Linked DNA regions of Homo sapiens: region 1 is linked to region 2. Evidence: read pairs that join two places in POLR2A ChIA-PET (ENCODE). Cell type or tissue: B cell. All regions are shown on one strand. Each heading gives the region's core, and the rest is flanking DNA. Links, peaks and the distances in the headings are about the cores only.

The links. ChIA-PET counts read pairs that join two places held together with the same protein. Peaks named below come from ENCODE experiments on the same cell type or tissue, not always from the same donor. Only the 100,000 strongest peaks of a DNase experiment are listed, where the experiment ranks them.
Region 1: POLR2A ChIA-PET joins it to region 2 with 7 read pairs; 3 of 35 experiments call an interaction of 5 or more read pairs at or near these places.

The regions. Positions count from the first base shown.
Region 1 is chr2:203,309,039-203,316,651 of GRCh38, reverse strand. It overlaps the pseudogene MRPL50P2. Among named protein-coding and RNA genes, the nearest start is that of ABI2, 16 kb to the left of the region's middle. In B cell, for the core only: no CTCF peak of the experiment used is centred there; no DNase peak of the experiment used is centred there.
Region 2 is chr2:203,817,206-203,824,818 of GRCh38, reverse strand. No RefSeq gene overlaps it. Among named protein-coding and RNA genes, the nearest start is that of CTLA4, 47 kb to the left of the region's middle. In B cell, for the core only: no CTCF peak of the experiment used is centred there; a DNase peak (open chromatin) is centred at 3,638; H3K27me3 peaks cover 2,268 bases.

The sequences.
Region 1 (7,613 bases), core at 1,524-5,523, 510 kb after region 2:
TGCCAAAATAAAGAGCTCCCTTCTTTGTAAACGATAAAGAGACTAAAATTTTTTAAACATGAAACCATAAGAGAGTGGACAGTGTAAATTTTAAATTATGCACCATAATGTAGTTCTATGTATAGCAATGGGGTAGGCTGGGTGCTGTGTCTCACGCCTGTAATCCCAGCACTTTGGGAGGCAGAGGCGGGTGGATCACTTCAGGTCAGGATTCGAGACCAGCCTAACCAACATGGTGAAACCTTGTCTCCACTGAAAATACATTAAAAAAAAAAGAAAAGAAAGAAAGAAAATTAGCTGGGTGTGGTGGCTCACGCTTGTAATCCCACCTTCTCAGGAGGCTGAGGCAAGAGAATTGCTTGAACCCGGGAAGTGGAGGTTGTGGTGAGCCGAGATTGCGCCACCACACTCCAATCTGGGTGACAGAGGAAGACTCCATCTCAAAAAAAAGAATGGGGTAGCTAGCTGGGTGCGGTAGCTCAGGCCTGTAACCCTAACACTTTGGGAGACAGACTGGGGAGGATCACTTGAGTCCAGGAGTTTGAGACCAGCCTGGGTAATAGAGTGAGACCCCAGTCTCTACAAAAAATAAAAAAATTAGGCAGGCTTGGTGGCATGTGCCTGTTGTCTCTGTTACTGGGGAGGCTGAAGCAGGAGGATCACTTGAACCCAGGGAGTTGAGGCACTGCAGTGAGCCATGATCCCACCTCTGGGCGGCAGAAAAAGACCCCATCTCAAAAAAAGAAAAAGAAAACGAGAGGCCCGTGGATCTCATCGAAGATGGCAGCGCAATCTGTGTCCGGCATTACCAGAAAAGTCTTCATGTGGACAGTCTCAGGGGCACCACATACAGAATTTTGGTCTCGATCCAGAAAATAGAAAGAGCCAGTGGTTGCTGAGACAGTACAAGAGGTGAAAAAGGAATCTATCCTCAGTGTGTCTACCCTCACAAAGCCGAGCATACACACAACCTGAAGATCTCCAGAGTTGTTTGGAATCTTATGTTAAAGAAGTTTTTGGTTCATCTCTTTCTAGTAATTGGCAAGACATCTCCCTGGAAGATGGTCATCTACGGTTCAATCTCTTGGCACATTTAGCTGATGGCTTGGGTCATGTAGTCCCTAACTCCAGACTCCACCAGATATGCAGGGTTAGAGATGTTCTTGATTTTCTATAATGTCCCTATTCAAGATAGATCTAAATTTGATGAACTCAGTGCCAGTAATCTGCCCCCCAATTTGAAAATCACTTGGAGTTACTAAGCAATTTGGAAGAGAAACACATTAACATCACTTTTTTTTCCCTGAGCAAGGGGGCTACTTATTAGACCTTTTGATACTTCACCATGTGAAATACTACCAGAACTGTTCTCTAAACCCACTTTTTCTATGGAGGAATGTATCATCTCTTTTTTTTCTCATATTATGAGTGGACAAATAACAGGACTTTCTATTTTCATATTTGCTGAAACCTTTTTTTATTTTTATTTTTGAGACAGAGTCTTGCTCTGTCGCCCAGGCTGGAGTGCAGTGGTGCGATCTCAGCTCACTGCAACCTTTGCCCCCTGGGTTCACGCCATTCTCCCGCCTCAGCCTCCCAAGTAGCTGGGAGTACAGGTGCCCACAACCACACCCAGCTAATTTTATTTTTGTATTTTTAGTAGAGACAGGGTTTCACTGTGTTAGCCAGGATGGTCTTGCTCTCCTGACCTCGTGATCCGCCTGCCTCAGCCTCCCAAAGTGCTGGGATTACAGGCGTGAGCCATCGTGCTCAGCCTGCTGAAACTATTTTTTAAATGAAATTAGGTCATTAATAATTTATGAAAAGTTTTGAGAGGACACTGTCATTAACTTGGGTTTAAGACAGGAGGACATTGCAAGCTCACACCCTTCATAGGCATAAAGTAGTAGTTGCAAGAAAATATTTTTATCCTGTTAGGACTCATATCTAAGATAGAGTTATTATACATTGCACATATACAAATAAGCTTGTATTAGATACCTATAAAAGAAACATAAAAGTATGTTGTATATTACTGACCATCCTAGATTAATTTCTTTTGGAATTAAAGTAGATTTGTTAAAGTGAAAAAAAAGAAAGAAAAGAAAAGAAAAAAGAATAGGATAGAAAATGTATCTTTCAAAAATAGTTTATTTATATTTAAATTTGTATTTATTTATTTTTTTAGAGACAGGGTCTTGCTCTGTCTCCCAGGCTAGAGTGTAGTGGTGCCATTTTAGCTCACTGCAGCCTCAAGCTCCTGGGTGATCCACCCACCTCATTCTCCTGCCCTAGCCTCCCAAGTAGCTGGGTCTGCAGGCACGAGCCACTGTGTCTAGCCTATTCATATTTTTGTTTTAAATTATGTTGAAGATTTTCTTAAACTTCAAGCTTCAAAATGTATTAACTGGGTTTTTATTACTGAAAAGTATACTAACCTTCATTTAATAATATGAATTACAGAGTTTGAAATGTAATAGTTTTTCTGATTACACATTAATACCATTAGAACCTGATGCTAAATATTAACTGACCTATCAAATTTATAATTTTCAAACCTTGCTAATTTTTTAAAAAACAATTTGTTTCTTGTCCATTGCAATAATATTGCAAACAAAGAGATTATACTTTGACAAAATTGCTAACTGAATACTATGATGCTTGGTAATAATGTCTCATTTATGTAGTGCAAGGTTGATAAGAATAAGGGTATTCTTGGCCACCAATTGCTATTTTCATGAAATAGAATACAGAAGAGGTTAACAGCAAACAAAAACTGATTCATGATTTTATCAAAGTTATTTCATGTATCCTCTTGGAAGGAAAGGAGTAGAACAGAATAATCTTGATATTTTAAAATGGCAGGGAACACTGAATTTAACTACAATTAAAATATTTCAGTAGGATTTCTTCCTTCCTCCTCCACAGGAATTAACAATATATATTTCTCACAGATTTCTGTTAACTACTTCTATTATCTAAATGTCTACCCATATGACTAAGTGAATGATTCATATCACTGAAATATTTCATAGGGTTTTATAATGATATTTCAGGGGAAAACATCATTTTAACTTCCAGCAGAAAATTTTCTGGCAATTATGGTTAATATACAGGAAAGTAAGAGTTTCATGAGTGAAATGGTTTAAGAAAAGAGATTTTTAGTGTATTAGAATTCTTTTGTCAGGGTGTGGTGGCTCACACCTGTAATCCCAGCACTTTGGGAGGCCAAGGCGGGGGGATAGCTTGAATCCAGGAGTTCCAGACCAGCCTGGACAACATGGTGAAACACTGTCTCTACAAAAAATACAAAAACTAGCCAGGCATGGTGGCTTGAGCCTGTAGTCCCAGCTACTCAGGAGGCTGAGGTGGGAGGATCACTTGAGCCCTGGAGGTTGAGGCTGCAGTGAGCAATGATCATGCTACTGCACTCCAGCCTAGGCGACAGAGTGAGAGACCATGTTTCAAAATATATATATATATATATATATATATATATATATATATACTTTTGCAAGTTTAATAAATGTGTATTATGAAATTGTTTTTTTCTTTTTTTACAAAAAGATTGGCATCTATTCATTGCCTATTTTGTAAAGAATTGTAAGACATTCTAGAGAGATTTAAACCACTTAAAAGAAAAATCGTGAATGAGACATTTATGGATATTTGCAAGAACAACTAGCATACAACCAAGAAGGATAGCCCTCAGAAACCACCGAGTCACAAGTACCATGCCCTCTAAAGTCAGACATGTCCGGGGGCCAATTATACTCCAATCAACATAGTTGCTCAAATTCCACTTCTCAGAGGGACACTGTGCTTGGGGTTTAATGCTTTGGGGGCACTGTCTTTAAATTTTTTTTTTTTTTTTTTTGGACAGAGTCTTGCTCTGTCGCCCAGGCTGGAGTGCAGTGGCTGATCTCAGCTCACTGCAAGCTCCGCCTCCCGGGTTCAAGCAATTCTCTTGCCTCAGCCTCCCAAGTAGCTGGGATTATAGGCATGCACCACCACGCCTAGTTAATTTTTTTATTTTTAGTAGAGACGGGGTTTCACCATGTTGGCCAGGCTGGTCTTGAACTCCTGACCTCATGATCTGCTCACCTCAGCCTCCCAAAGTGCTAGGATTACAGGCATGAGCCACCACACCCGGCCGGCTTTAAATTCTTAATAATTTCATTTTTGAATTTGTGTTTTGTAAGTGAAGTCCAATGGGACCATGGAGCATGCACCAGGGACTCGGAGCCCACCTGCATGCCTTCCCCTACAGGTTCTCAGTGACTAGCTGCCTGCTCCTTGGTGCCCTGATCCCCACCCAGCCTTCCTCTCCCCAGCTCTGCTCACTACTACAACCACTATTGCCTTCTGCTCTGAGCAGTCATTGGATTACATTGGCAGGAGAGTGGAGGGGAGGCTCACTTTTCCCTGTGGTCACCCTCAGCCTCCGGTGGGGATCTGGGTGAAGTTTGGAGGGGGCCCACAAGCAGTCTGTTTTGGAGAATTTTCAGGAAAGGCAAGGAAACATCTGCTTTGGGCTGGCAGCACCACAGCATGTTCACCATGTGACTGGCAGGGCTCTTTAGACCACCCCAGTCAGTAAAGTGTCCCAGTGCAGGAGATTTCAGTTCCTTGGGGTTGCATACACCAAAGGTTGAAAAGGCAGGGCCATGAGAAGAGGAGATTTCCTCCTCGACTAGGTCTCACAAATTATATAGCCAGTAGTGATTGTGCCTCTTACAATAAAAATGAACTCAAAAACCTTTATAAACATCATAACATGGACTGTGGGACATCTTTCAAGTGTTTTGTTTGAAGGCTGGGCATGGAAATTGTGTAAAAGGAAGTGAAGAGGTATACCCGGAGTGTTTGCTGGATTGGGGCTTAGGCCGGAAGCTGCTTCTGGATGATCTCTGTGCACATGCATGCCATTGCAGAGAAGGGTCTTGTGGTTCTGAGACATCCTATGGTATCAGCTACTGATTAGATTGAGAAGAGCCCAAGGTAGCTGGATCAGTTTTAGGGCTAACCAAGAGAGTTGGTCCAGAATGTACCAAACTTCCTAAGATCACCCTGTGAATCTTCTAGATATGAAAAAAGAGAAACAGAACAGATTCACAGTTCTACTTCAATCCCAAATTTCATCTTGGGTTTGAAACCAGAAAAACCTCTGATCACAGAGAGAACAAGATGACATTTATCTTTGTGGCATCACTGTGCTATAGGACTGCCCTATTGCTTGATTTGCATTTTCTAATATTACATAATTTCTACAGGGCACCATCCAGATAGAAATATACCACAGAGCTCAATTCTTGTAATTAGACCCTGTACTGGAAAATATAAAAACCTCAAAGAGACAGAGATAAAATTTATACACACATTAAGAAAGGTTGTCATGGCAACTTTGCTTGAAGATATGTATTTTTAAATCTAAGTAAATTTGGCATTCAGAACATTTGCATCTCCCTCAAAGGTTCTGTATCAAGAATATTTTTTAAAATTGTTTTCAAATTTCTTCTGAATCTACGCTTCCTTGAAAGCTTAAAAAATCCTATGAATATAATAGCATCATAGACTTAAGCACATATTTGCAGAAGGCCCTATATGAGAAAAATCCAAAGTGAAAGGGTAAAAACGTTACTTTTCTACCCCCAGAATCCCTAGGCTTCTCCCTTTAAAATGTTAAATTGTGAGCAGGCTATGCCCATATAATCTCTACAAGGTCCTTTCATGCTCTAAAAATCAATTAGCTATTAGTTGATGACCTTGCAATATATGCAACAAATTATGGAAACTCAACACACCTAGTGCTGCAGTGTAAGTAAGCAACAATTAATACAGACCACTACAATAAATACTGCCCGGTAACTTAGCCAAACCAATTCCTAGCTTTGTTTCTTCTTACTTTGAAAGTTCTCCAGTATTCCTAATCAGCATCAATGTTGAAAGCATTCCTTGATCAGATACCTAGTTTAATCATCTTGCTCATACATTGAAAATAAAGTGATGAGACCAGCCGTGGTGGCTCATGCCTGTAATCCCAGAACTTTGGGAGGCCAAGGTGGGTGGATCACAAGGTCAAGAGATGGAGACCATCCTGGCCAACATGGCGAAACCCAATCTCTACAAAAATACAAAAATTACCTGGGGGTGGTGGCACTCACCTGTAGTCCCAGCTACTCAGGAGCCTGAGGCAGGAGAATTGCTTGAACCCAGAAGCTGGAGCTTGCAGTGAACCAAGATTATGCCACTGCACTCCAGCCTGGCGACAGAGTGAGACTCCATCTCAAAAAAGAAAAGAAGAGAAAAGAAAAGAAAAGTGACAGGTCCATGCCTGTAATCCCAGCACTTTGGGAGACCAAGGTGTAAGGATCACTTGAGTCCAGGAGTTTGAGAGCAGCCCTGGCAACAGAGTGAGACCCCATCTCTACAAAAAAATTAAAAAGTTAGCCAAGTGTGGAGATGCATATCTGTAGTCTGAATTACACAGGAAGCTGAGGTAGGAGGATTGTTTGAGCCTGGGAGGCAGAGGGTGCAGTGAGCTGAGATGGCACCACTGCACTCCAACCTGGGCAACAGAGTGAGACCCTGTCATAGAAAGAAGAGAAGGAAGGAAGGAAAGAAGGAAAGGAGGGAGGGAGGGAGGGAGGGAAAAGAAAGACTGGAAAAAAAAGAAAGGAGAAAGACAGTACAGTGATGGTTTCACTTCCAGCAGTTCCTTGTGCTTCTTCCCCAATTATAGCCTATGACAGAAGCCTGTTGTGACCTTCGTCATGTAGTTATCTCCAAGTTCCTTCCTATGTTCCTCTCAGCCACTAACCTAAAATGTCCTTGAGCTATGTATTAGTTCGTTTTCACACTGCTTATAAAGAGATACCTGAGACTGGGCAATTTACAAAAGAAAGAGGTTTAATGGACTTACAGTTCCACATGGCTGGGGAGGCCTCACAATCATGGCAGAAGGTGAAAGGCACATCTCACATGTTGGCAGACAAGAGAAGAGAGCTTGTTCAGGGAAACTCCCATTTTTTAAAACCCATCAGATCTCATGAGACTTATTCACTATCACAAGAACAGAATGGGAAAGACCTACTCCCATGATTCAATTAACTCCCACCACCCAGTCCCTCCCACAACATGTGGGAATTCGAGATGAGATTTGGGTGGGGAAACAGCCAAACCATATCATTCCACTGTTGGCCTCTCCCAAATCTTATGTCCTCATATTTCAAAACCAATTATGCCTTCCCAACAGTCCTCCCAAAGTCTTAACTCATTTCAGCATTAACTCAAAAGTCCACAGTCCAAAGTCTCAACTGAGACAAGGCAAGTACCTCTGCTTATGAGCCTGTAAAATCAAAAGCAAGTTAGTTTCTTCCTAGATACAATGGGGATACAGGCATTGAGTAAATACAGCCATTCCACATGTGAGAAATTGGCCAAAACAAAGGGGCTACAGGCCAGAAGCAAGTCCGAAATCCAGTGGGGCAGTCAAATCTTAAAGCTCCAAAATTATCTCCTTTGACTCCATGTCTCACATCCGAGTCATGCTGATGCAGAAAGTGGGTTCACATGGCCTTGGGCGACTCTGTCCCTGTGGCTTTGTAGGGTAC
Region 2 (7,613 bases), core at 1,246-5,245:
CACATTTCCTGAGCGATCACACCCCACACCCACATGCATGGTTTTTACTTCCACATCCATGTGGATGGCACCCGAATCTATATCACCAGCTTAGATTCTCTCCTAGCTCCACGTCTGTATATCCCACTACCTCTTGGCCATCTTGTATGATGTCCCACAGAAATGCCTGAGCCTCTTCCCAAATCAACCTAGTGCTTTTCTAAGTTTTTGTGTCTCTATCATCTAAACTAGAAATCTGGGGTTATCTTTGATTCTTTCCTCTTTGTACACTGTACAACCCATGAGCAGGGATGCCAGCTCTTTTGTCCCCTTTATTTCCAGCACTTACTATAGTGCCTGGTTTAAAGCAGGCATTCATTAACTATCATAAATAAAATAAAGAATAAATGCATCCCTCATTCCCTACATCTAATCACCAAATTATGGTGAATCTACTCCCCAAGTAGCTCTCAAATCTGCACCGTTTTCTTCATCCACTGTGCCCCTGCGTATCTTTCCAGGCTTGTTTTAGTCTCCCCGCCCCCCTCACTCTCTCTCCTCTACACACACTCATCCTACACACCAGCCATGCCACCAAATTCTCACACCTCCAGAAGTGTACACATGCTCTTCCTGTGGAAACATCTTGGTCACTCTCTTCACTTAACTCAAGTTTTCCCTCCTACGAGAAGCTTCCTGAACCACCCTCTCATCCAGACCTCAGGCCAGACTCCTGTATATATTACTACTATAGGATGGATCACACTATATGCTAACATCTCTTTTCTTTTCTGATGTCCAACCATCACTGAGGATAGAAACTGTCCACCAGCCATCTCAACAGCCAAGCCACTAAAAATCACGAGAAACAGTGGCCAGAATCACAGACTTTGCAGTCAAAGTGATGTGGATTCAGTCCTAATTCTGCCTCTTAAGCTCTCTGAGCTTTCATCTTTTTATCTCTCAAACGTTGGGGGCAGGAGGGAAATAGATCCGCTTCACAGGATAAGATTGTTAGAGGGATTATTAAATGGGGTAACACATGCAAAGCACTTAGTGCATGGCTTAGTACATAATAGGATCTTGGTAAATGGTTACCAAATGAACTAATTCATTAATGCTGTGAGTTAAGTATACAAGATGAGTAATATTTTTCTATTTCACATATCTACTCCCTACGCTTCCTTGACCAAGATGCGCTATTGTCAATGGGAAGGTGTAAATCTTACTAGAATGATCCCAAATTCATCTGGTGCAATGATGTTGGACTATGTTGAACTACCACCTGGAAAAACTAGACCCACATCACCAGGGTTTAGGCTGAGGGGTGCTCTCTGGAGGGTAAAATGGCTTGTACAACACCATTCGGGAAGCGTCATTCCCTGGCTTCTCACTCTCCCTGCCACATCCTCTCTCTTTTTCTCACCAATATGCCACATGCCCTGTACTCTGGGACTGCATCTCTATGTAAGAGTGAATTGGAAACCTTGGGTGACAAAGTGACACAGTACAAATCTAGTGAGAGATGACACCTTTTTTCATCTAAGCAGAAGTGGCTCATTTGGCTCTACTTCAGGTTTTTAAATAAAATCCAAGGAGATGTTGGCTAAATTGGGTTGAGGAAAACCTAATTATCTCCACGGAAGTTTTAAAAACTAAAGCTCTCCGGTTTGGATGTTTCCAGACACATAGTCGCTATGGTATTCGATTGAAATGGGTTTTTTTCCATGAATGTTTTCCATTTTTCCATTGTGTCTCATGGAAAATAATATTTTACTTAATTAATTAATACATTAATGAGAAACAATGGAAAATATTCATGGCAAGTAATCCATCCCAATCCAATACCATAGCATACCAGTAACATAGGCTTGGGACGGGGACAGGGAGGATGAGTGCAGAGCTAATATCCCTTAAAGGGATTTGGATGAAGCTGAAACTCCTAGTCTAGCAAAACTTGAACAATTACATATGAAGCAGTTCTCACAGTACTGAGGATTTTCAAAAACAGGCAATAAAGGAATAAAGTGTCTCTTTGCTATCACGGTTACCATTGTCGGTTTTTCTTTTGGTTTGGCTGGGATTTTAATAATCTGTGTACACCGAGGCTTTTGTCCTTTCTGGGAGCAGGGGAGTTGGTATAGTTTAGTCCATATCATGGACAGTTGCTCTTCCTTTCAGCTGCCTACCATTTGAGTCTCCTGCCTCTATTTGGAGCGCTGCCTTTCTTATGAGTTTTCATGGGAGGCACAGCCCCCTTTCCAGTATAAAAACTGAGATGTGGTACTACTTTCTCAGCATCCTTTGCAGGTGGTTATGGGCACAGGATCCAGGATCCACCAATCAGAAGCACCCACTCTGGAGTCTGAATCAGATGCTAGTGACACAAAGAAACAGCGACTCAGACCCTTTCTAGAGGTGGCGGCAGTGGCAGCAAGATTGCTTTTCCACGGCAGCAGTGGCTGCGGTGCTGTCCCCAGCCTGCACCTGGAGCAGACATTCTACTGTGATAGCAACAGAATACAGCATCTGGACAGGCCAGTGAGAATGACATCTTCACCAGAGCACCCCGTGGCATGATTTTGGGTATGCTGTCCTGCTACTGTAGCTCCAAGCCTGGTTTTCCAACTCTCCTAGAACCCAGTAAATGAGTTTAAATCAGCTGGAGTCTTCTTGCCAACAACTAAGAATTCTGACAACACCTATAATCGCAGCACTCTAGGAGGCCAAGATGGGAGGATTGCTTGAGGCCAGGAGTTCAAGACCAGCCTGGGCAACGTAGCGAGACTTAGCCTTTACAAATAATTTAAAAATTAGCTGGTCGTGGTGGTGTGTGCCTATAGTCCCAGCTGCTCAGGAGGCTAAGGCAGGAGGATTGCTTGAACCTATGAGTTCAAGGCTGCAGTGAGCCATGACTGCACCACTGCACTTCAGACTAGTGACAGAGCAAGACCCTGTCTCAAAAAAAAAAAAAAAAAGAATTCTGACAGATTCCGAGAGCCTAATGGTGTGGTGGGGGGTGGGGTACATTCATAAAGCTGGAGCTGGGAGTTCCGGTCTCTGGGAAGTATAGAGTTAGTGGTGACACATTCTTCTGATCAGACCCACCACAAGAGAGATGAGCACATATAAGGAGCTTTTAACATCCCAGCCCCCAGACAAGCCAGCTGGAGCACAGTGGGCAATTAGCCAATGCCAATGGGTACACACAGCTACATGCTGAGTGTAGTGTAAAAGAAAAGAGATCGGGCCTGGCACCGTGGCTCGCGCCTGTAATCCCAGCACTTTGGGAGGCCAAGGCAGGTGGATCACGAGGTCAGGAGATCGAGACCATCCTGGCTAACACGGTGAAACCCCGTCTCTACTAAAAATACAAAAAATTAGCCAGGCGTGGTGGCGGGTGCCTGTAGTCCCAGCTACTCGGGAGGCTGAGGCAGGAGAATGGCGTGAACCCAGGAGATAGAGCTTACAGTGAGCTGAGATCACGCCACTGCACTCCAGCCTGGGTGACAGAGTATGACTCTGTCTCAAAAAAAAAAAAGAAAAGAAAAGAGATTGAAGCAACTAACTGCACTATACTGAACATGGAAGTGTTGAGAGAGTAGGCAATAGGTGCCCATGAATGGTGAATATCTGAAACCACAAATTGAAAATCTGTACTCCCTTGGGTCTGTCTCTCAGTCTGTTTTGAATACAGTTCCTATTTCTGCTAACACAACTCTAGAGGTATTCAAATAAGTGGCTCCGACTATTTACTTTTGAGAAATTAATTCAACAGAATTTTAGCAAGAATGTATCACCTACAGAGTAGCAAGCAGGATTTTTTTTAAGGATTCAGATATGAATTAGATGCAGGCCTCAGTATCTCTACATTTATAAAAATGTCATAGTACATGCTCAAACAGTACTTCAATTAATTCCAAGTGTTACATTCTTTTGAAACTTCTCACAATAAATATTTTTATTAGCAATGTAATTTTGTTCTTAAAAAATGCTTCCAAAGTATATGAAAAGGGTTTATTTTCTTTTTTGAATTTTTTTTTTTTTTTGAGACAGAGTCTCACTCTGTCACCCAGGCTGGAGTGCAGGGGTACCATCTTGGCTCACTGCAGCCTCCATCTCCCAGGTTCAAGCAATTCTCCTGCCTCAGCCTCTCGAGTAGCTGGGATTGCAGGCATGCATCATCATGCCCAGCCAATTTTTGTATTTTAGTGGAGACAGGATTTCATCATGCTGGCCAGGCAGGTCTTGAACTCCTAACCTCAGGTGATCCGCACCCCTCTGCCTCTTAAAGTGCTGAGATTACAGGCGTGAGCCACTGTGCCCAGCCTAGAGTTTATTTACATAGATAAAATATACCCATGCATTCTTGTAAATTCCCAATCTAAAAAAATCAAGTATTCTAGATACAGAAAATTTGTATCTGGCCTATAGATTACAAACTTTCAAAAACAGAAGATAAGATGTGCCTATTCTTTAAAAAATCTGTTTCTTGGAAAATTCAGAAAAATTCTTCACCTTCAAGATTTCTCAGCAAGTGCCTTTGGAGTGACATTATGAACTCTGATGTAGATGTCCCAGTGCCAGGTAAAAGAGAAGAAAATCCTTTATGCCGATTTGCTTAACACACAGCTTTGAGGGGACAACAGGAGTCAGAGTTCAATGTGGCTTCTTTCTAAATTAGACATACTTCTAATGATGAGAATGAGAATAAATTCGATTTCACCACAGACCCTGGGAGTGTGGATGGCGGAGCCTGGAACCAGCCTGGCACACACGTGACCCTCTCAGCAGGGCCAGGCACAGTGTGTTTGCAGGCACTGACATCTGTCTTTGACCCCGCCTTCTCCACCCCATTGTGTAATGTTAATATCTTGTTCCACCAAGAAATCCCGGACGAGCTCTGCTGCGGCCTCACAGGAAGCTCAGAGTCCAGTTCAAGTCCTCTGATCCTCATGTTTGCTGTTACTCTGGGCCTGCAGGTCCCTCAGACTCCCCGCAGGCACCCCCTATGTTTGGTGTCCAGCTTGCTTGCTCCTCCTCCACGGGTCCTTGTACCAGTTATTAGCATGAGACCACTTCCTGTCCAAGCACTGCCAAGTCCCAGATAGGCAACTCCCAAGGAAGAGACACAGAAGCTCAATGCTGTACAAAATCCTGTGATCTGGGGTTTTGGGGTGACAGTGTAGACCTTCCCTTCTGGAAAGCAGTCGCCTCCATCCACTTGCCCCACAGCTGCCCACGTCTACACAGGGCCCCGCAACCAAGATATTCTGGCAGAACTCTCCGAAAACTTATTTAGTCAATAACGATGTATTTTTAAGGTTTCCAAGCCCAGTTTTTGCTCAGAAAGTAACCCCACAGGCTCCTCCACACTGGTACAAGAGGACCACCTCAAGATTGGACATGATCTGGAGAAAGGGTGGGGGGGCTAGAGATTGGGTTATAAAAACTATTGAGCCACGGGGTTTGGAGAGCTTTCTGGGCGGGTGACCACATCGAGGTGCCATGAGGATGGAGCACCGTGGGAGGGCATGAACACTCCACTCCACATATACCCTACCCCTTGCCCTATGCATCTCTTCCATTTGGCTGTTCCTGAATTGTATCTTTTATAACAATCAACTAAACATAAATAAAATGTTTTCCTGAGTTTTGTAAGCCATTCCAGCAAATTACCAAACTTGAGGAGGAAGGTCATGGGAACCCCCAATTTATAGCCAGTCAGTCAGAAGTACGCATGACCTGGGATTTGCAACTGGTATCTGAGATGGCAGCAGTCTTGTGGGACCGAGCCCTTTAACTTTGGGAGCTGATAGTAACATCAGGTAGACAGTCTCGGAATTGAATTGAACTGTTGGACACCAAGCTCATGTTAGAAAATTGGTTAGAGTTAGAGAAAACACCTCAGAAACATCCATGACTCCACTCCATAAATTCCAAAGCAGTAGAGTGCCTGCTTTTCCAGGAGCCAATTTACTTTGCTATGCCTTTGCCAATGGAGAAAGTTAAATGCAAACACCCCCAAAGGCCACAGACCAATAAGTCATAGTCCAGTGTTTGAGGGATGAGGAGGTATGTTAGTTTCCTCAGGCTGCCTAACAGAATGTCACAGGCTGACTGGCTTAAACAACAGAAATGTATCTTCTCACAGTTATGGAGACTAGAAATCCAAGGTGAACTTGCCACTGGGGTGCTGTCTAGTGAGGGGTTTCTCCTTGGTTTGCAGATGGCCACCTTCTCACTGTGTCTTCCCATGCTCTTTCCTGTGTGTACCTGTCTTCTTTCTTTAAATTTTTTTTGAGACGAAGTTTCACTCTTGTCACCCAGGCTGTAGTGCAATGGCGCGATTTGGCTCACTGCAACCTCACCTCCCGGGTTCAAGCAATTCTCTTGCCTCAGCCTCCTGAGTAGCTGGGATTACAGGCATCCACCACCACACCCGGCTAATTTTTGTATTTTTAGTAGAGACAGGGTTTCACCATGTTGAAGGCTGGTCTCAAATTCCTGACCTCAGGTTATCCGCCCATCTCGGCCTCCCAAAGTCTTTCTCTTCTTACAAGGACATGAGTCCTATTGGATTAGGGTTCCACACTTAGAACCTCATTTAACCTTAATTACCTCTCTGAAGGCCCTGTCTCCAAATAGAGACACGCTGGGGCTTAGGGTTTCAACATACTGATTTGAGGGATGGGGAGGACACAACTCACTTCATAACAGGAGGAATGCCTCTATTTGTTCTCCAGCACCAAGCTGCACCACGGCTTCCAGTTACTGGATCAGAGAATTATAGAACATTAGAGGTGGGAGGAACATTAGCTGCTTCATCTAATAGTGAGGAACTTGGGTTCCAGATGGGTGAAGTGGCTTGCTCATGGATATAGCTACTGAGTGGTAAGTTTGAGAATGGAACCCAGACTCCCTCCTTCCAGGTCAGCGCTCTTCTCCACTGACTTGCGCAGGCTCCCAAAGGGAGCTCCTAAGAGAAGACATCAAGGGTTCAAATCTTGAGTTACTAGTAAGGGAGGGCTTTAGAATATTACCTGCTATCTTATCATGAAAGGTTTTCCTCAAGGGAGCCATGAAATATATGATCAGTAAAAACTCAGTATATATTCCTAAATACAAATGCTTGGGATTTTCTCCTGTCAAACTGATGATCATGGTGCTAGCCAAACTGGATTCAAAGATTTTAGCCAACTGTGTATGTATAGCATGAGCAACTCCCCTGAGCTTATGAAGGTTTTCTCAAACTTACAGGGGTGTCAGTGACCCCTCTTATTCCTTGACCTCATCCCCCAGGAAACCTACTATTACCGTGGTACAGCCATAAAGACCTAGCTTCCTCCCCTCCCCTGGGTCATTCTCAAATCTCTTCGGTCAATCAGGAGTCAAATGACCAGGCTTGCCTCTATGCCAGTTCCTATTTTTGTCCTAGCTTTGCAGAACCAGGTGCTTCTTGCTGGCAACCAAAAGCAATTCTCTCATGAACCTCAAATCGTGCTGACAAGACACTCACATGGCCAAGGGCCATGTGAGGCAACAGTTCTCTGGAAAACTCTGGAGTGGTTTTCCAGGACCATCTTGACACCAACAGCTGAGCTAGGTGTCCCCTGACAGCTGTGCTACCCCAC